Linked DNA regions of Homo sapiens: region 2 is linked to region 1. A link is an interaction called in ENCODE POLR2A ChIA-PET data of the cell type or tissue named here. Cell type or tissue: MCF 10A. All regions are shown on one strand. Links, peaks and the distances in the headings refer to the core of each region. The heading gives the core; the rest is flanking DNA.

Region 1 (10,906 bases), core at 3,105-8,104:
CAGGCTGCGCAGTATAATAGTAAGACCCCATCTTTAAAAAAACTTTATAAATTAGCCGGGTACAGTGGATCATGCCTGTAGTCCCAGCTGCTCAGGAGGGTGAGGTGAGTCACCCAGGAGTTGAAGGCAGCAGTGAGCTGCAACCATGCCTCTGTTCTGTAGCCTGGGTGATAGAGTGAGATCCTGTAGATAGATAGATAGATAGATAGATAGATAGATAGATAGATAGATATGCTTATTATATATTTGATCAGTTGTTTAAAATCACCTGGAATTTGGTCCGTTTATGAAAATCCAAACCATAAAGTCTCCAAGTATAGGCCCTTCCCTGAAGATAGTAAAAATTTTTTTTAAGTTGATTGTTTTTAGGCCAGAATTTGCCAAGCTTTACCATGCCCTATGGTCTTAAATCAGTTCTGACTTAAGCATTTATATTACTTGCCTGGCCTTGTAGGCATTTGAGTTTGTGAATTCTAATGTAAATCATAAATGGCTGGGCATGATGGCTCACGCCTATAATTGCAGCCCTTTGGGAGGCTGAGGCAGGCAGATCACGCGGTCAAGAGATCGAGACCATCCTGGCCAACATGGTGAAACCCCATCTCTACTAAAAATACAAAAAAATGGGCCAGGGGGGCACCTGCTCTTGTCCCAGCAACTCGGGAGGCTGAGGCAGGAGAATGGCGTGAACCTGGGAGGCAGAGCTTGCAGTGAGCCTAGATCACGCCACTGCACTCTAGCCTGGGCGACAGAGTGAGACTCTAAATGATCAAAGGAATAGGCAACATTAAGATATATTTAAACATTAAAATTGTTCTTTTTTTTTTTTTGAGATGGAGTCTCGCTCTGTCGCCCAGGCTGGAGTGCAGTGACGCCATCTCAGCTCACTGCAAGCTCCGCCTCCCAGGTTCACGCCATTCTCCTGCCTCAGCCTCCTGAGTAGCTGGGACTACAGGCGTCCACCACATTGCCTGGCTAATTTTTTTGTATTTTTAGTAGAGACGGGGTTTCACCGTGTTAGCCAGGATGGTCTCGACCTCCTGACCTCGTGATCCACCCACCTCAGCCTCCCAAAGTGCTGGGATTACAGGCGTGAGCCACCGCGCCCGGCCTTTTTTTTTTTTTTTTTATAATTGAGACGGAGTCTCACTCTGTCGCCTAGGCTGGAGCGCAGTGGCTCGATCTCAGCTCACTGCAACTTCCACCTCCTGGGTTCAAGCGATTCTCAGGCCTCAGCCTCCCGAGTAGCTGGGATTATAGGCGCCTGCCACCATGCCTGGCTAATTTTTGTATTTTTAGTAGAGACGGGGTTTCGCCATGTTGTACAGGCTGGAAACATTAAAATTCTTTAATTTGAAAAGAAAATGATAGGGAATATGATTGAAGTCAGTTGATCTGGACAAAGTAAATTAAAATTGTTCATGAGATCCCAGAATACCATAACAGGCACCTCATAAAGTCAGAGAAAAAGGAAGTAGAACTTCACAGTATGGGCTAGTAAACTTGCTTCCTTTGTGTGTAAGGATCAAATAAGATGCTGAATATAAAGATTCTGTTGTGAGCTTGATTTGATGGCCCTGGAGGACACTCGATTCCAGGACCAGTCTGAAGGAATTGGCCTGTAAAAGGAAGATTGGGGGTGAGCAGTAAGGAGCATTTGTCATAGGGAAAGGAGTTCCATGAGCTCTACAGTCCTAGAATTGGGAGTATTTAGAAGAGTATAAGGAAAGGATTTAGGGCCGGGCGTGGTGGCTCACGCCTGTAATCCCAGCACTTTGGGAGGCCGAGGCGGGCGGATCACGAGGTCAGGAGATCGAGACCATCCTGGCTAACACAGTGAAACTCCGTCTCTATTAAAAATACAAAAAATTAGCCGGGCGCAGTGGCGGCCGCCTGTAGTCCCAGCTACTCGGGAGGCTGAGGCAGGAGAATGGCGTGAATCCCAGAGGCGGAGCTTGCAGTGAGCAGAGATCGCACCACTGCACTCCAGCCTGGGCGACAGAGTGAGACTCTGTCTCAAAAAAAAAAAGAAAGGATTTAGGATGTGGGAGGAACTGATTGGTTATTAGAGGAACTTGAGAAGCGGTAGGAAACCCATGCCAGTATTGTAGAAGGGAAGGAGTTAACAGCGAATGCAGAGAAATATGTGATCATTATTAAAACTGGAGTGTGATGGTTGGGCACTGAGAATGAGGTGCTTGGGGATCTAGCTGTGTGAAGGGACTTGAAGTGACAGCAGATTTCAAAGACTACTGATCTCGGTTTTAGAGAGCCCAGTTCTAGTCCTGAGACTGACCTCATCCTTTTGGTCATTTTGGATCTGTTTCATATATAAGATGAAGAGACTAGATTATGTTATTTCTAAATCCCTTCTACCTCTTAAATGATTTTTGTCAATTGATATGGGGTCTGGCTATGTTGCCCAGGCTCATCTCAAACTCCTGGCCTCAAGCGATCTTCCCACCTCAGCTTCCCAATGTGCTGGGATTCCAGGTATGAGCCACCATGCCCACCCCCTTTTAGCTCTTGATACTAAACTTTTTACTAAAAGAATTTTTTTTAAGGTTTTAATGAAGCCATAGAAGACCAGACCACAGTTTATTACAAAGGAAAATTCAGACATTCTGGAGCATGTCTCTAACTTGGAGGGTGAAAAGGAAGGATCTTTGTCAAATGATCTAATACTAGTATGAGTGGATCACCTAATTTGGCACTTGTAATGTTCAAACAGACCCTGACCTTTTTTTTTTTTTTTTTTTTTTGAGACGGAGTCTGACTCTGTCAGACTGGAGTGCAGTGGCGTGATCTCAGCTCACTGCAAGCTCCGCCTCCCAGATTCACGCCATTCTCCTGCCTCAGCCTCCAGAGTAAGTGGGTCTACAGGCGCCCACCACCACACCTGGCTAATTTTTTTGTATTTTTAGTAGGGACGGGGTTTCACCATGTTAGCCAGGATGGTCTTGATCTCCTGACCTCGTGATCTGCCCACCTCGGCCTCCCAAAGTGCTGGGATTACAGGCATGAGCCACCACGCCCAGTCCAGACCCTGACTTTCAAGCCCATTTTCTGTATGTTTCCCAACTTAATTGACACAGCACTGTGGTTTCCACTGTTCTGTTCTTTTATAACCTTGTTACTCAAGGTGGGGTCCATTGACCATCAGCATCACCTAGGAGCTTATTAGAAATGCAGAATATCAGGCCAAGCGTGGTGGCTGATAACTGTAATCCCAGCACTTTGAGAGGCTGAGGTGGGAGGATCACTTGAGGCCAGGAGTTTGAGACCAGCCTGAGTACCATGGCAAGATCTTGTCTCCTATAAGCACTGCTCCTATAGCAGTGGTTCTCAAACTTTAACTGATGTCAGAATCTCCAGAAGGGCTTGTTAAAACATAAATTGGTCAGAACTTCTGATTCAGTAGGTCTGGAATGGGGCCCAAGAATTTGCTTTTTTCTTTTCTTCTTTTTTTTTTTTTTTTTTTTTTTTTTTTTGAGACAGGGTGTCCTTCTGTCACCTAGGCCCTAGGCTGGAATGCAGTGGCATGGTCATGGCTCCCTGCAGCTTCAACCTCCAAGCCTCAAGCAATCCTTTCACCTCAGCCTCTGGAGTAGCTGAGACTATAGGTACACGCCTGTACACCAAGCTAATTTTTTATTTTTTTGTAGAAACGAGATCTCTCCATATTGCCCAGACTGGTCTAGAACTCCTGGCCTCAAGTGGCCCTCCAGCACTGGCCTCCCAAAGCGCTGGGATTGCAGGCATGAGCCACCGTGCCCTTCCAAATTTGCTTTTTTTTTTTTTGAGACAGAGTCTCGTTCTGTCACCCAGGCTGGAATGCAGTGGTGCGATCTTGGCTCACTACAACCTCTGCCTCCCGGGTTCAAGCGATTCTCCTGCCTCAGGCTTCCGAGTAGCTGGGACTATAGGCACGTGCCACCACGCTTGGCTGATTTTTTTATTTTTAGTAGAAACGGGGTTTCACCTTCTTAGCCAGGATGGTTTCGATCTCCTGACCTCGTGATCCTCCTGCCTAGGCCTCCCAAAGTGCTGGGATTACAGGTGTGGGCCACCATGCCCGGCCCCGAATTTGCGTTTTTTTTGTTGTTGTTTTTGTTTTGTTTTCGTTTCTGTTTTTTGAGACCGAGTTTCACTCTTGTTGCCCAGGCTGGAGTGCAATGGCTCGATCTTGGCTCACCGCAACCTCTGCCTCCTGGGTTCAAGTGATTCTCCGGCCTCAGCCTCCCGAGTAGCTGGGATTACAGGTGTGGGCCACCATGCCCAGCTAATTTTTTATTTTTAGTAGAGACAGGGTTTCTCCATGTTGGTCAGGCTGGTCTCAAACACCCGACCTCAGTTGATCCGCCCACCTAGGCCTCCCAAAGTGCCAGCCACCATGCCTGGCCAATTTGCGTTTTTAATAACTTAAAAACTATTAAAGTTTTTGCTAGGAAGTCTTTGGCTTTAATTACTTCCTGCTCATGATTATCAGTTTCAAGTTTGCTTTTAATCTCCCCAGTAAGACTATACTTTCTTGTTTTGTGTTATTTTTTCAACATCCTTATTGACGTATAATTTGCATACCAAACAATTCACCCATTTAAAATGTATAAGCCGATAGTATTTAGTATATTCACAGATACGTGCAACTATCACCACAGCCAATTTTATAACATTTTCATCATCAGAAAAAGAAAGTAGGTAGAGCACTGAGGAATTTTAGGGCAGTGAAGCTATGTAGTACAATGCTGTAATGATGGATATGTGTCATTGTACACTTATCAAAACCCATAGGATGTACACCAAGAATGAACCCTAATGTAAACTATGAGCTTTGGATGATGACGATGTGTCAATGGAGGTTCATCAGTTGTAACAAATGTACCACTCTGCTGTGGGATATTGATACTGGGAGAGGCTACACATGTGTAGGATAAGAGGCTATGTCAAAACTCTGTATTCTCTGCTTTATTTTGCTGTAAAACTAAAACTGCTTTAAAATAAAGTCTTTTAAGAAAGAAAGAAGTCCGGGCATGGTGGCTCACGCCTGTAATCCCAGCACTTTGGGAGGCTGAGACGGGCGGATCGTCTGAGGTCAGGAGTTTGAGACCAGCCTGGCCAACATGGTGAAACCCTGTCTCTACTAAAAATACAAAAATTAGCCAGGCGTGGTGGTGGGTGCTTGTAATCCCAGCAACTCAGGAGGCTGAGGCAGGACAATTGCTTGAACTCGGGAGGCGGAGATTGCAGTGAGCCGAGATCACGCCATTGCACTCCAGCCTGGGCTTTAGAGTGAGACTCTGTCTCAAAAAAAAAGAAAAAAAGAGAGAAAGAAACTCCATGTCCTTTAGCTGTACCCCTTATCTCCACATCCCACCAGGACCCAAGTAACCACTAATCTTCCAACCATTAATCTTTTGTATTTCTTTTACATTGCATAAGTACTTGGCAAAGTGCTAGATATATTTATTAAGAGATTAATATGTATAAACAGTTGCATCATCTAACTTAATCCTTATCATAACTGTGAGGTCTGAGTGTTTATTGTTATCTCAAAGCTGAGGATATTGAAACTTAAGATAGGTTAAAAAACTTGTAACATAACCAGTAAATGATGAAACTAGCATTGTATCCTTGTACTATCATTTAAAAACTCATGCTCTTAACCTTTCTACCATATCTATTGTAGTAAACTGAATTTTCGAAGCTATGCAATATCTATGAGAAATTTTACTAAGATATTTAAAATGTCATGGAAAGGCTTAACTTGTTTGGGCATGCTGGCTCCCTCACAAAATTTGCTGCATGTTCTTTTCTTTTAATAGCCTCTTTATGTATCTCTCCACATTTTTCCTCAAGCTCATATAAATGCACAGATACATTGTAGGGGCTTCTTGAGGGGTCATTATATAAAAATAGGATTATACTATAAATATCACTCTAAAACTCACTATGGACATCTTCTGTTTCTAGAAATAGATCTAGCTCTTTGTTTTGAGTAGCTGTGTACTGTGCATATCATAATGTAACAGTTACCTTATTGGTGGAAGTTGGGTTTTTTTGCTATTACATACAATATTACAGTTAATATCCTTATACATTTATTTTTGTGCTTTTGCATACTATATCTGTAGATATGAATCACAAGATTCTATGTATTACAATTTTTGATAGATGCTGCTCATTTTTTATTAAAAAGGTTATACCACTTGAGCAGCAGCATGCACAGTTAAGACCCAGATCCTGATCTGGGTATCTTTCCTCTCCACAAGGAGCTTAATGGAATGGCTGGATCTGGATGTATAGCAGATAAAGGACAAGGTCAGCCTAGGATACCTGTGTCAAAAAAACAAGAAGTCCTCAAAGACTTGTTTTTTGTTTTTTTGGGTTGTTTTTTTTTTTTTCAGATGGAGTCTTGCTCTGTTGCACAGGCTGGAGTGCAGTGGCACGATCTCGGCTCACTGCAACCTCCACTACCCAGGTTCAAGCAATTTTCCTGCCTCAGCCTCCTGAGTAGCTAGGATTACAGGCGCCCACTACCACACCCAACTAATTCTTGTATTTTTAGTACAGACAGGGTTTCACCATGTTGATCAGGATGGTCTCAAACTCCTGACCTCAGGTGGTCTACCCGCCTCGGCCTCCCGAGGTGCTGGAATGACAAGTGTGAGCCACTGCGCCCGGCCTAATTTTTGTATTTTTAGTAGAGACGGGGTTTTGCCATATCGGCCATGCTGATCTCGAACTCCTGACCTCAGGAGATCCACCCGCCTCAGCCTCCCAAAGTGCTGGGATTAAAGGCATGAGTCTTGCATAAAGGATACAAAGAGCCAGCTATAAGAGGTTCTAAATGCCCAAATTTGGAACAATTTGAATATCAGACAAACCATCGTAATTATACCACACTGAAATTTTTAAAAAATTAATGCATCTCTACTGATACTAAAAGATGGTAGGGGAGAGAGTAAAGCTCTTTTAAAAAGAAGGATATGGCTGGGTGCAGTGGCTCACACCTGTTATCCCAGTACTTTGGGAGGCTGAGGTGGGTGGATCACCTGAGGTCAGGAGTTCCACACCAGCCTGGCCAGCGTGACAAAACCCCGTCTCTACTAAAATACAAAAAATTAGCTGTGCGTGGTGGCAGGCACCTATAATCCCAGCTACTCAGGAGGCTGAAGCAGGAGAATTGCTTGACCCCGGAGGCGGAGGTTGCAGTGAGCCAAGATCATGCCATTCATTGCACTCCAGCCTGGGCAACAAGAGCGAAACTCCGTCTCAAACAAAAAAACAAACAAAAGAAAAAAACAAAGGATACTAGCCAGTAAGGGTAGAAGGAATGACAATATTTTAAAAATTCACCATTTTGTAATCCCTAGTATGATATGGGAAATTAAATTTAGTTAAGGATCATCATGGAGGCTAATATCCTGGTGAGAAGAAGCTGTTGGGCTGTTCACATGGTGCCATAGATTACTTACTCATCAAACATAAAGGGAAAAACATGTCTTTACACTAGAGAAATCCTGCGGTTACCACCTTAACCAGATCGTCAAAGTCAGCATCACTAGTGCAGGAAATCATGATGTTAATGTGTTATTTTGTTGGATGCAGTAAGAAGTACCCAATTCACTTATGAAGCATTCTTTCCAAAAATGTTTAAATTAAATCTAAGCAACCTTCATGTTTATCTGCAGGATTATCTTCTTTAGCTAGAACTGTAAATGATTTTACTATATGACCTTAGGTAGGTTACGTTAGTGACTTGTCTGAGTCTCAGAGCCCTTGTTTGTAAAAACAGTGACATTGAATCAGAAAAAATGCATGAAAGTAACCTAGCATGTAGTTTGTTATATCATAAGAATGTAAAATACTAGTTCATCTCTGCTATCAGAATCCATTCATAGCCACCAAGTATATAGCTGAATGAAAACTACATTTCTCTTTTTCACATCTTATTTCCTTATCTAATTCTATGTAATCTGATGGCATGTTTTATGAATTCCCTATACTTGCTTAGATCCATAAGCTGTGCAGCCCCAAGTATGGCATAAACCCTCTAATCCAAAATGTTCAAGGGACATTTTAGGTAACAGAGCATGGGATTAGAACATTTCTATACTCATTAGAAACTTACGTTGACTTGTATGAAACTACCAGTTTTCTAGATTAAAATTGGTCAAATATCAGCAATGTCATGTGATTCAATCTAATAATGTGCTTTGGTGGCAGAAGCTTAGTACATCAACATTTGCCAAGCATTCTTTCTTTTTCCTTCCTTACGGGTTTAGAAAAAGATTTGCTCAGAGGACGAGAGAAGGATTTGTATTGAGCCAAGTTTTAAGGAAATTGTGATGTGAACTCTTAATCTATTGTGATGTGTATTCTAAATATTTTTGGATATTTCTTCATTTTATACTCTCCTCTCCCCCCAGGTACAATAGTTATTCTTTCCAATCACTTCTTACCTCTTGGCTTTTCTTTCCAGGTAGTGGGAAATGAGACAACGCTTTTCTTTTTCTGTACTTTAAATTCTGGATTGGTCTTTTTGAATAGGCAGTTGCAGAATTTTGAAAACATGAGCAAGAATAATTTACTTCAAGTTCCAGCTGGTTCTCTTCCAAAGATAGCACTTAGAAATGATAATGTACTTTTTTTCTTTGTACCCTAGTTCCTAGTAGAATATGGAACGTAAGACAGATTGATGGATTTTGAGTACATGTTGTTTTATAGAATATAAACAATGGCCAGGTGCGGTGGTTCACACCTATAATCCCAGCAGTTTGGGAGGTCAGGAATTCGAGACCAGCCTGACCAACATGGTGAAACCCTGTCTCTACCAAAAATACAAAAATTAGCTGGGCATGGTAACACGCGCCTGTAGTACCAACTACTTGGGAGGCTGAGGCAGGAGAATTGCTTGAACCCAGGAGGTGGAGGTTGCAGTGAGCCAAGATTGTGCTACTGCACTCCAGTCTAGGTGACAGAGCAAGACTCTGTGTCAAAAAGAAAATAATATAAACAATGAAGTAATAATTCATAGGAGATTGGAAAGGAAAGTTTCCAGCTGTCAAGTATTGAAATTACATCATAGCAAGAATTCTCCCTGGGGTACGGCCCTTATAACAAGAGTCATAATTGTTACTCCCTTAAGAAAGTGACCTATCTTCCTTAAAGAAGGTGTGCTGGGCAATTGTGTATAGTTTTAATATTCCTAACCATCCTTTTTATTTCCTCAAACAAGAAGAAACAAATTCATGGAAGACCATCCCTCTCAAGGAAATGTGATCAACCCTGCATATAAATAGCTTTATTAAAATCCTTAGTTGTTGGCAAGCCATAACATTGCAAGTTTGAAAGTTATTGTTTGTCTCCTAGACAGCCGCTCAGGAAGCAATCTTGCATGCGTCTGGAAATGGCACAACCAAGGACTACTGCATGCTTTATAACCCTTATTGGACAGCTCTTCCAAGTACCCTAGAAAATGCAGTAAGTAAATCACAGTTACTATTCATAAACATAAAAATAGTGAAGAAGGAGGCTGGGCACGGTGGCTCATGCCTGTAATCCCAGCACTTTGGGAGGCCAAGGCGGGCGGATCATGAGGTCAGGAGATCAAGACCATCCTGGCTAACACGGTGAAACCCCTTCTCTACTAAAAATACAAAAATTAGCTGGGTGTGGTGGCAGGCGCCTGTAGTCCCAGCTACTCAGGAGGCTGAGGCAGGAGAATTGTGTGAACCCAGGAGGCAGAGCTTGCAGTGAGCTGAGATCATGCCACTGCACTCCAGCCTGGGCAACAGGGTGAGACTTCGTCTCTGAAAAAAAAAAATAGTGAAGAAGGCTGTGTACAATGGCTGATACCTGTAACCCTAGCACTTTGGGATGTCAAGATGGGAGGATCATTTGAGACCAAGTGGTCAAGACCAATCTGGTCAGCATAGTGACACCCTGTCTCTATTTAAAAAGAAAAAAGAAAAAATATTGAAGAAGTGAGAATGACTGATAATTATGTTTTATTGTGTGAACCATTGTCATGTACGGTTGTTAATAAATAATTATTGATTTTTCTCAAGTATTTTTCTCTCTGGGAAAATAGGGAATTTTAAAATACTTAATTCTAAGCCTAAATATTTCTAATTCAAAAGATATTGTCTTAAACCAATATTGATAACCAAAGGCAGTATTTATAACTGAATGCATTTAGGATGAAATAGATTTTTAACATGTTAAAAAGACATTTCTTATTTTCAGACTTCCATTAGTTTGATGAATCTGACTTCCACACCACTATGCAACCTTTCTGATATTCCTCCTGTTGGCATAAAGAGCAAAGCAGTTGTGGTTCCATGGGGAAGCTGCCATTTTCTTGAAAAAGCCAGAATTGCACAGAAAGGAGGTGCTGAAGCAATGTTAGTTGTCAATAACAGTGTCCTAGTAAGTTATAAAAACAATCATATCTTATTTTGAGTTCATGATGTGAAATTTCACAAAAATGGAATTAACGTCTTTGTGTGTGGTTTAGAGGCTGAGTTTTGAATGATCTGATGGCAAGATTCTTTGTAAATAAATAATCAAGATCTAATAGGCATTTACTTGGAAAGTTTTTCAGTTTTTCTATTCCTAGAGCAGACAAGACTTTGTTAGGAACAAATATATATATATGCATATATATAGAGATATATATGTATTACACATATGTAATATGAATATATCATAAATGCTATATATATTATAGCATTTATCAGTTTAAGTTCATGTTAAAAGGATTCAATTTTGAGAACTTAGAGTGTTAAGAAAGAATACCTGAAATTTTGTCTTATAACTTAAAGAAAGACGTAATATTTATATTTAATGGAATAGTATTTTATTCTATAAATATATTAGTAGTAAATAAGTTTTCATAATTTTT
Region 2 (10,906 bases), core at 2,478-7,477, 76 kb before region 1:
ATATAAGTATATATGTGTATATATATGTCTATATATGTATATATAGACATACCGATGTATATATACGTATATATAGTATATATACGTATATACGTATACGTATATATATACAGATGTGTGTATATACGTATATATATACAGATGTGTGTATATACGTATATATATACAGATGTGTGTATATACGTATATATATACAGATGTGTGTATATACGTATATATATACAGATGTGTGTATATACGTATATATATACAGATGTGTGTATATACGTATATATATACAGATGTGTGTATATACGTATATATATACAGATGTGTGTATATACGTATATATACACATATATACGCAGATGTATACATATACATATATGTGTGTGTGTGTATATATATATATATATATATGAAGTGGGGGGACTATACTAGTATACTAGATCAGTGATTTCAACCAAGGGTGATTTTATCCTCAGGGGACATTGTCAAAAAATTGTCCAAATTTTTTGACAACTTTCCCCACAACAATTATCTAGTCCCAAATGTCAACAGTGCCACTGTGAAAAATTCTCTACTAGATTAAAAGAGATTGAAAATACTTAGCAATCTAATTTAATATGTAGATCTTATTTTGATCCTTATTTAAACAAACCAAAAAACCCAAGAAGACATTTTTGAGACAATCAGGGGAATTTGAATATAGTCTGGCTATTAAATGATACTGAATTATCATTGGATATGATACCAGTATTACGTGTGGTAAGAAAATGTCTATAATTTTTAGAGATGCATACTAAAGGGTGTAGGAATTAAATGGTATAATGTCTAGGATTTTCTTTAAAATATTTCAGCAGGCTGGGCACAGTGGCTTATAACTGTAATCCTAGCACTTTGGGAGGCTGAGGCGGGTGGATCACCTGAGGTCAGGAGTTTGAGACCAGCCTGGTCAATATGGTGAAACCCCATCTCTACTAAAAATACAAAAATTAGCCGGGCATGATGGCACATGCCTGCAGTCCCAGCTACTCAGGAGGCTGAGGCAGGAGAATCTCTTGAACCCAGGAGGTGGAGGTTGCAGTAAGCCAAGATCATGCCACTGCACTCCAGCCTGGGCAACACAGAGAGACTCTGTCGCAAAAATAAAATAAAATGTTTCAGCAAAAAATAATATGTAAGTATGGAAAAATATTGATAATTCTAGAATCTTGGTGATGACTTTGTGAGAGTCCCTGTATTTTTGTGTATGTTTGATAAAATTTTTTATTGAAATATTCTTTAGAAATACATAATTTACTTGTAATCCCAGCACTTTGGGAGGCCGAGGCGGGCGGATCACGAGGTCAGGAGATCGAGACCATCCTGGCTAACACGGTGAAACCCCGTCTCTACTAAAAATACAAAAAAAATTAGCCGGGCGCGATGGTGGGCGCCTGTAGTCCCAGCTACTCGGGAGGCTGAGGCAGGAGAATGGCGTGAACCCGGGAGGCGGAGCTTGCAGTGAGCCGAGATTGCGCCACTGCACTCCCGCCTGGGCCACAGAGCGAGACTCCGTCTCAAAAAAAAAAAAAAAAAAATACATAATTTAATCCAGAAGGAAAAAGAAATAGGTAAGAAGCAATGATTGTTATTCATAGAAGAATCATATTGGATAGTGAGACCCATCTATTCAGACCTGAATGAACAGGGTGAGCAGCTGGTGCTCAAATCCTCAGCGTGATAAGCTGCAAGCCAGCCAGGCACTTTGAATCACAATTCACTGAGAAGAAATAAGCCCTTCATGTACCCAAAAGACACTGTATGTGAAAAAAATGTATTTTGGTGGGTTCATTCTAATTTAGAAGTTATCGTTATACATATCTGCTGAAGAACAATAACTTTTTCATTTCATTTTTGTAATACAGGCTTTTGAGAAATTTGAATACTGAAAAACTTTAATTCAGGGAAAACTGTTGAGCTAATGAGGAAGGAATCCTCTAATGTGCTTGATGTGACTTGTTTTTCTGTATTTTTAAAGATACTGTCATTTTTCACATCTCAATGTATTTGATGACTGTACCTCTCAAAAAATTAGGAAAAGATTATTTTCTATTTGTGATTTTCCTTAGATTGTTATCATGCAAGGTCCAGACACCTAACATGACCTCATTAGTGTTGGCTGCAGAGATGGGTGTGTTCCTCATGATTCGTGGTGACATTAATGGAAAGTTAAAGCCATACTTGCACTAGTCAAATAGAATCCTACTGTCTGCTGGAAAGCAGCTGTGGAAATAAAAAATCATTCACTTGTAGGACACAAGTGTGGACCACAGTATGAGTGACTTTTACTGGTGTAGTAGGTTGAATGGTGGCTGCCAAAAAGATGTGTCCAAGTCCTAACTCCCAGTACCTATGAATATCACCTTATTGAAAATAAGGCCTTTGTGGCCAGGCATGGTGACTCACGCCTGTAATCCCAGCACTTTGGGAGGCCGAGGCAGGCAGATCATCTGAGCTTGGTGAAGTAACTCAGGAGTATGTAACTTGCTGAAGTAACTTGGGAGTATGAGACCAGCCTGACCAACATGAAGAAACCCTGTCTCTACTAAAAATACAAAATTAGCCAGGCATGGTGGTTCATGTCTTGTAATCTCAGCTACTCAGGAAGGCTGAGGCGGGAGAATCGCTTGAACCTGGGAGACGGAGGTTGCACTCCAGCCTGGGCAACAAGAGTGAAACTCCATCTCAAAAAAAAAGAAAAAAGAAAAAGAAAGAAAAGGCCTTCGCAGATGTAATTGAAAATCTCAGGATGAGATCATCCTTTATTTAGGGTGGTCTGTGTCCTTATGAAGACAATGACTGTGTCCTTATAAGAGAAAAGAGAGGGAGATTTGAGAAACAAGAGAGACATAGGGGAAAAGCCACGTGAAGATGAAGGCAGAGATTGGAGTTATGCATCTACAAGCCAAGGAATGTCAGGAGATAGGAGAAATGCGCCGGGTGCGGTGACTCACACCTGTAATCTCAGCACTTTGGGAAGCCGAGGCAGACTGATCACCTGAGGTCAGGAGTTAAAGACCAGCCTGGCCAACATGGTGAAACCCTGTCTCTACTAAAATACAAAAATTAGCCCAGTGTGGTGGCGGTCACCTGTAATCCCAGCTACTCACGGGCTGAGGCTGGACAATCCCTTGAACCTAGGAGGCAGAGGTTGCAGTGAGCCGAGATCACACCACTGGACTCCAGCCTGGGTGACAGAGCCAAACTCCATCTCAAAAAAAAAAAAAAAAAAAGGAAGAAGATAGGAGAAATGCACGTAACAGATTATTCCTTACAGCCCCCAGAAGGAGCCAACCCTAGCAATACCTTGATTTTGGATTTCCGGCCTCCAAAATGGCGAGAAAATAAATTTCTCTTGTTTTAAGCCACCCAGTTTGTGATTATTTGTTTTGGCAGACATAGGAAGCTACTACTGCTGATATGGGGCAGGCTCTCAAAGAAATACCCTGATGAACTGGCGTAAATGACTGTAAGTAAATAGATTCTTTTTTCTGTTAGTAAATAGATTCTTAAGTGGTTTCTGTTTGGTCATTCATTTAATCATTCATTCACTCAACAAATATCTATTTATTACATACTTGTCTCTAAAATATGACTGAGAATTTTTAGATTATTTGACACATTCTTGTCCAGGGTAAATTTGGTTACTGCTAACCCTGTAGGTGGGAGAAAGTTTACTGTAGAGATTTTGTATTTCACTTTGAAAGCTCTGTTAAATTGTCTTTTTTTTTTTTTTTTTTTTTTGAGACGGAGTCTCACTCTGTCGCCCAGGCTGGAGTGCAGTGGCGCCATCTCAGCTCACTGCAACCTCTGCCTTCCAGGTTCAAGAGATTCTCCTGCCTCAGTCTCCCGAGTAGCTGAGACTACAGGCGCGTGCCAACAAGCCCAGCTAATTTTTGTATTTTTAGCAGAGACGGGGTTTCACTCTGTTGACGAGGATGGTCTCACTCTCTTGACCTCGTGATCTGCCCGCCTTGGCTTCCCAAAGTGCTGGGATTACAGGCATGAGCCACCACACAGAGTGGTGCTTTTTAAAAGCTCTCCAGGTGATTCTAACGTGCAAACAGGGTTAAGAACCTCTGCCTTGGCTGGGCACGGTGGCTCACGCCTGTAATCCCAGCACTTTGGGAGGCTGAGGCAGGCGGATCACCTGAGGTCAGGAGTTCAAGACCAGCCTGGCCAACATAGTAAAACCCCATGTCTACTAAACATACAAAAAAAAAAAAAATTAGTCGGGCATGGTGGCGGGCACCTGTAATCCCAGCTACTTGGAAGGCTGAGGCGGGAGAATTGCTTGAACCCAGGAGGCAGAGGTTGCAGTGAGCCGAGATGACACCACTGCACTCCAGCCCGGGCAACAGTGCAAGACTCCGTCTCCAAAAAAAAAAAAAAAGAACCTCTGCCTTATATTTTTTTTTCTTTAAACATAGTTATTTTTATTCAAGTTTCATTAATCCAATTTCAGGAGAAAGTATAGTAAGCCTATTTAAACAGATTTTTTTTTTCAGTGTTTCAATATTTGACACTGAGTTGCTTATTTCCCTTGGAAATGTTTATTTTTAAATTTTATTTCAATAGTTTTTGGGGTACAGGTGGTTTTTGGTTACATGGATGAGTACTTTAGTGGTGAATTCTGAGATTTGTGTGCACCTGGCACTTGAGCAGTGTCCACTGTACCCAATATGTTGTCTTTTATCCCTTGTCCCCTTCCCAGCCTCCCCCCGAGTCCCCAAAGTCCATTATATCACTCTGTATGTTTTTGCATCCTCATAGCTTAGCTCCCATTTATAAGTGAGAACATAAGACACTTGGTTTTCCATTCCTGAGTTACTTCGCTTAGAATAATGCTCTGCCTTACTTTTAAGGATACAAGTGCATATGCTTATTATGACTGTCTCTACTGTGAAAGCAGAAATCACTGATATACCTAGAAACACATGGAGAGACATTCATTCTCTTTCTCACCATATAAAAAAAAAACCCAAACCAACACTGCTCAGCACGACACCAACTGGCTGACATAGCACATTCTTGACGACCATTATCCCAAGTTCCCTGTGAATCACTACACAGTTTTTTTTCAGTCCTCCCAATTCTCCTCCCACATGTGGTTGCAGGGAGCAGCTGTCCATTGTGCAATAGCAGTGGACTGAAAGATAGAAGACATGGATTCTAACTGCATACTGTCCCTAACTAGCTGTGAGGCATGAGGCTGGTCACTCAATACCTCTGAGACTGTAAAATAGCAATGATTTTACTGTCGGGTCTAGCCACTTCATAGGTTTGAATAAAGATCAAATGAAATATGAAAGCAATCATAAGCCATAAATTGCCATGTCAAGATAACAATATGACTATGGACTTAAGAGCCTCCAGGATAGAGCAGAATCATTCTTCTCCTTATTTTCTCTAGGTAGTCCCCTATGCACCTGCAGTTTCCCCTTCATTCTCAAGGGAAAGTATGTGCCCTCGTAGAAAAAGAGATGAAGGAAGACAGGTATATGTACAATAATGTATTTTTGCAGTGCTTACAAAAGAATACCATGTGCCCATTTAAAAAATGAGACAGTGGCCAGGCGCGGTGGCTCACGTCTGTAATCCCAGCACTTGGGAGGCCAAGGTGGGTGGATCGCCTGAGGTCAGGAGTTCAAGACCAGCCTGGCCAGCATGGTGAAACCCCATCTCTACTAAAAATACAAAAATTAGCCAGGCATGGTGGCAGGTGCCTATAATCCCAGCTACTTGGGAAGCTGAGGTAGGAGACTCGCTTGAACCTGGGAGGCAGAGGTTGCAGTGAGCTGAGATGATGCCATTGCACTCCAGCCTGGGCAAAAGAGCGAGACTCTGTCTCAAAAAAAAAAAAAAAAGAGATAGTGCTATACAACCCATACAAAACGATGTTAATGATACATTGTTAGGTGAAAAAAACTAAATTGCAGCACAGTACACAGGGTATAATCTCATCTTAAAATTACATAAAAATGTTTGGTAATGCATAAAAAATGTCTAGAAGGATACTTTCCAATCTGTTCCCACTGGGCATTAGGATTGATTGAGGGAGGGACTTTTTATTTTTACTTTGTAAATTTCTGTAATATTGAAATAGTTTTATAATGAGCACATATCATTTTCATAATTTAAAAATATATACTAAAATGTAAATTGAGGGAAAACAGATGGTGAGAGTATTACAGCCTAGGATTAGTAAAGAGTCAGAGAGTGGTCCAGGCACAGTGGCTCACACCCATAATCCCAACATTTTGGGAGGCTGAGGCAGGAAGATCACTTGAGCCCAGGAGTTCGAGACCAGCCTGAGCAAAATAGTGAGACCCTGTCTCTATGAAAAAATTTAAAATTGGTCTGACATGGTGGTGTACACCTGTAGTCCCAGCTACTTGGGAAGCTGAGGCAGGAGGATCTTTTGACCCCAGGAGATTGAGGCTGCAGTGAACTGTGATCACACCACTACACTCCAGCCTGGACCACAGAACGAGACCCTGTCTCAAAAAATAAGTAAGTAGATAATAAATAAATAAAAAGTCACAGAGTGTAATTGCCCTAAAGTTGTTCTAGTGCCTGGACCCAGGCAAAGCATGCTATAAGGGAAGCATACAGCTCTCAAAATCCATTATCAACAACCTTTGAGAATTCACAGAGAAGATTAGAGGTGACAGACGGCTCAAAATGGTTGAGGGTTCTGATTTAAAATCAGGAATTGCGAACTACAAGGCTTGAGGTTTATCACCAGGAAAAGTCTAGAATTAATTATTATTAAATATTTGGTTTGTGAACATTTAAAAATGCACGTGGTGGTCATCAGCAGATGACATAGATTCACTAAGAACAAACCATGACAAACTAACCTATTATTTTTTGTTAGGGTAACTAGATCAGTAGCTCCGAGGAGTATCATAGACTTAGTATATGTTGATTTCAGCAAAGCCGTTCATTCACAAACTCTCCTGCAGCATCATTTTGGAAAATACACACAATGCAAATTATTAAAGGATTCACAGCTGTTTACAAAATCATATTCAATGACTATACCTAGATAGATGTATCCAATAAAATAAGTGCCCATCTTTGGCCCACTTCTCTTTAATTTTTTTTTTTTTTTTTTTTGAGACAGAGTCTCGCTTTGTTGCCCAGGATGGAGTGCAGTGGTGTGATCTTAGCTCACTGCAACCTCCACCTCCTGGGTTCAAGCAATTCTCCTGCCTCAGCCTCCCGAGTAGCTGGGATTACAGGCACGTGCCACCACACCCAGCTAATTTTTTGTATTTTTAATAGAGACAGGGTTTCACCATGTTGGCCAGGATGGTCTCAATCTCCTGACCTCATGATCCACCTGCCTCAGCCTCCCAAAGTGCTGGCATTACAGGCGTGAGCCAGCATGCCCGGCCTTCTTTCATATCTTTTATCAATAACCTAGACACAGACATTGAAGGCAACCTTACCAATTTCTCGGATGACACAAAGATGAAAGGAATAACCACTAGCTAAAGCACAGGATCTATGTTCAAGATATTATTAATTTACTGGAATGCCAAGCTGAAACCAGTGATGGACGACCTAATGGGTGGTAGGATGAGAAATTTAAGTTTCATGCAAGAAAGAACTTTTAACTATAGTTGTCTAACAATGGAATAGGTAATTATTGGGGGAGGGGATTGGAGATTGGCCCATCAAATGTTTCTACAAATACAAAAACTAGTTGATTCCGACTGAAAAATTAATAACAGACACTAAATGCTAACAGATTTCAAAGATAGTGGAAATTAATATAGGGCATAAAATTTGTTTTCCTAATGAAAACAAACACTGAGCAGAACCTTGAAGAATCAGTAAATAGTATAGATGCATGAAAGAGAGGAGGTCATTCCAGAAGCAAGACTAACGTGGCATTTTCCAGTCACAAAGTGACAGCTGGCTGTGGTTTTGGTGAGTAAAGGAAAACAAGGCTGGGGCCAGATTATGGAAGATCTGGGACCAGTAAAGAAGTTTATACTTTGTACAGTGGAGAAAGGATCAGTCAGGCTCTGCTTGCATGCATCTGAAACAAATTCTGGAAAATTCAAGAGAGGAATTTATTGGAAAAATATGAGGAGCTCCCAGAACAAATGCAAAGACTAGAGAACCAGGCCTGGAAACATTAGAAAGCAAAGTGGACTCTAAGGCTAAAAAGTAGGAACTAGAAAAGTAGGCTTGAAGCAGGCCAAGGCTCCATGCGAGCGTGAATGAATATGCAACCATGTTTAATCTCTTTATTACATTGCTAAGGATTCAAATTAGAGGAATGAGCATTCCAAAGCCCTAGTTTGTTATATGTCCTTCCCTTAGCTGAAAAAGAGATTAATAGTTGGGTTTTTTTAATCCAATAAAAGAGATAATCCCCAAAAGAAAGTTGAGGTGTGAAGGAGAAATAAATACTGAGCAGCCAATAGACAACAAAAGTTCACTATTGGCACTGTTAGAGGTTTTGAGCAAGGAGGCAATGTGTTGAAAATAGTGCTATATGGAGATCTGGCAATTTGCAAATGGACTGAAGGAATGGAAATCTAAAGGTAGATAGTGAGTTTTCCAGGTATATACTGTGGCAGTGGAATAGGATAGCAATGATGTTCAAAGTAAAAACAGTAAGCCTTGATAACTGCCTAAAGGTTAAGGAAAAGGAAAGAGTCAAAAATTACTATAAATGCTCTCCTTAAAGACTGAAGGAATGATAGTGGTAGAAGTAAGACAGCTTAGAAAGAGAGCAGCATCTAGGATGGAGGTGAAAATGATGCTTACAGTGTTAAGTTTAGCTGATGGGGAAAATGCTCAGTAGGAATTAGGACTAAATAGTCTATGAGGACTTGTTTGGAGATATAGACTTAGGAGGATTTGGCATAAAGATTGCAATAAAAGTCAGACCTGGCTGTCTTACAAATATATAAAATGATATGCAGAAATGGTTGAAAACTTCCCTCCAAATTGTAAGAAAAAAAGAGTATCCCCCTAAAAAAGGAGTTGGTAGTGGAAGTTTTGGGAACTCAAAATGAGAACTTCTGTACTATAAACTTTTAACTATAAGCAGTATGATTTTTTCCATTTTTATTCTTATCCCATTTTCTCCCTCTACCCGAGATACCCACTCTAATTTTATGTCCATATATATATATATACATGTATATATATACATATTTTAAGGGATATATATACATGCATACACATATAGCCCTGTAAAAAACGTGGAGTTTTTTGGAGTTTGTGTTTAAATTTAAATGTATTTAAATATGTGACATTATGTTGCAGACCTCATTTTGTTATTTTTTCACTCAACACATCATGTTGCTATAAGAACAAGAAAGCCAAGTTGCTGCTTAGAAATGATGCAACAGTTTACATTTCTACCAGCAGGTCATGAGAGTTCTCAATTCTAACATTTTCACCAACACTCGGTAATATCTTGTTTTTGCCAATTTGGTGAATATAAAATTGTGCCTAGTTGTTTAAAGTTTTTTCTTCCTAGTGAGATGGAATACCCCTGAAGTCCTCAGGTTTCTTTTTCAATATGCTGCTTCATTGTAGTCTTTCTCCATTTTTCTGTTGTTTCCTTTTATTTATTGATTTCCACTAGTATCATTTATGTCCTAGAGCTGTGCGGTCCAGTACAGTAGCCACTAGCCATTAACCAGTAAGCCAAGAGCACTCAAGTACTTTAAATATGGCTAGTCCAAATTGAGATATAATGTTAGTATAACAAACACACCAGATTTTAAAAACTCAGTACAAAACAAAGAATGCAAAACATCTCAATAATCTTTATAATAAATTGAAATTATAATATTTTAGATATGTTAAATAAAATTTATTTTTAGAATACATTTTACCTATTTATTTTTGCTTTTTATTATATTGTGGCAACTAGAAAATTCAAAATAACATACATGGCTGGCTTGTATTTGTGCAAGCCACAAATTATATTTCTATTGGAGATGCTGTTCTAGATATCCTTAGTTAGTTTTAGACATTGACAATATCTTTTCTGGCTCTGTCCTCCATCCTAAGTTTGTGTATGGTGTCTCATCAAATCTATCAATTTCTCACCAGGCCACCACATTAGACAACAACAATATCTATGTAAATGGCCCCCTGAAGTTGGGCAGTGAATAACATATGCAGCCATACATAGCCCTGATTTTTGCCTGGTGGATTGTATTTTGTGCATCTTGTTTAATAAGTTCTTCCCCACAGCTAGATCACAAAATTGTCCTTGTATTATTTTTATAATTAAAAAAGAGAAAAACAGGATGGTGTGCCATAGAAGAAAGTGGTTTATAAGGTCAAAAAATACAGATTTTAGCCAAAAAAATGACTATAGGGAAAAAATCATTTATGCTGGATTTTATTATTTTTGACAGCAACGTTATCTTTCTAATTATGTTTTGGTTAGGCAAATGTTAAAATTTGCATTCCAAAGAGCACATTAACAGATGGTAAAGAAGACAGGCCACAAGCATGCTGAGTGACAGGCTGACTCCAGTTTCTAGTCTAAATATTCGCTGAGATTAGTTTTCACAATAAATAAATAACCTTGATGTAGATAAGAAAGAGCTGGCAGTAATTGCAAAGATCATAAGAGAATGTTTAGGTTTCTACTTATATTATTCTGAAACATGCTTTTTCGAATATCACTTGCTTACTCTGGAAAGTCATCCAATCTCCATTCCCTATCAAATTCAAACTGCTCAAATCTGTCAGTGGAGACACCCATAAACTGGCCCCATCCAGGTTTGTGTGTCTCATTTTCCCAACAAACTATACATTCTACACAGATAGGTATCATGTCTAACATTAATACTTCTTCATCGACATCTTGAGAGATGTCATCGTTTAAAAT

The links. Peaks named below come from ENCODE experiments on the same cell type or tissue, not always from the same donor. Only the 100,000 strongest peaks of a DNase experiment are listed, where the experiment ranks them.
Region 2: POLR2A ChIA-PET joins it to region 1 with 5 read pairs; 10 of 35 experiments call an interaction of 5 or more read pairs at or near these places.

The regions. Positions count from the first base shown.
Region 1 is chr15:50,748,213-50,759,118 of GRCh38, reverse strand. It overlaps SPPL2A (signal peptide peptidase like 2A), which reads left to right. Exons shown (of 15, transcript NM_032802.4): 2 at 9,373-9,483; 3 at 10,249-10,431. Among named protein-coding and RNA genes, the nearest start is that of SPPL2A, 12 kb to the left of the region's middle. In MCF 10A, for the core only: no CTCF peak of the experiment used is centred there; no DNase peak of the experiment used is centred there.
Region 2 is chr15:50,823,204-50,834,109 of GRCh38, reverse strand. No RefSeq gene overlaps it. Among named protein-coding and RNA genes, the nearest start is that of SPPL2A, 63 kb to the right of the region's middle. In MCF 10A, for the core only: no CTCF peak of the experiment used is centred there; a DNase peak (open chromatin) is centred at 5,109.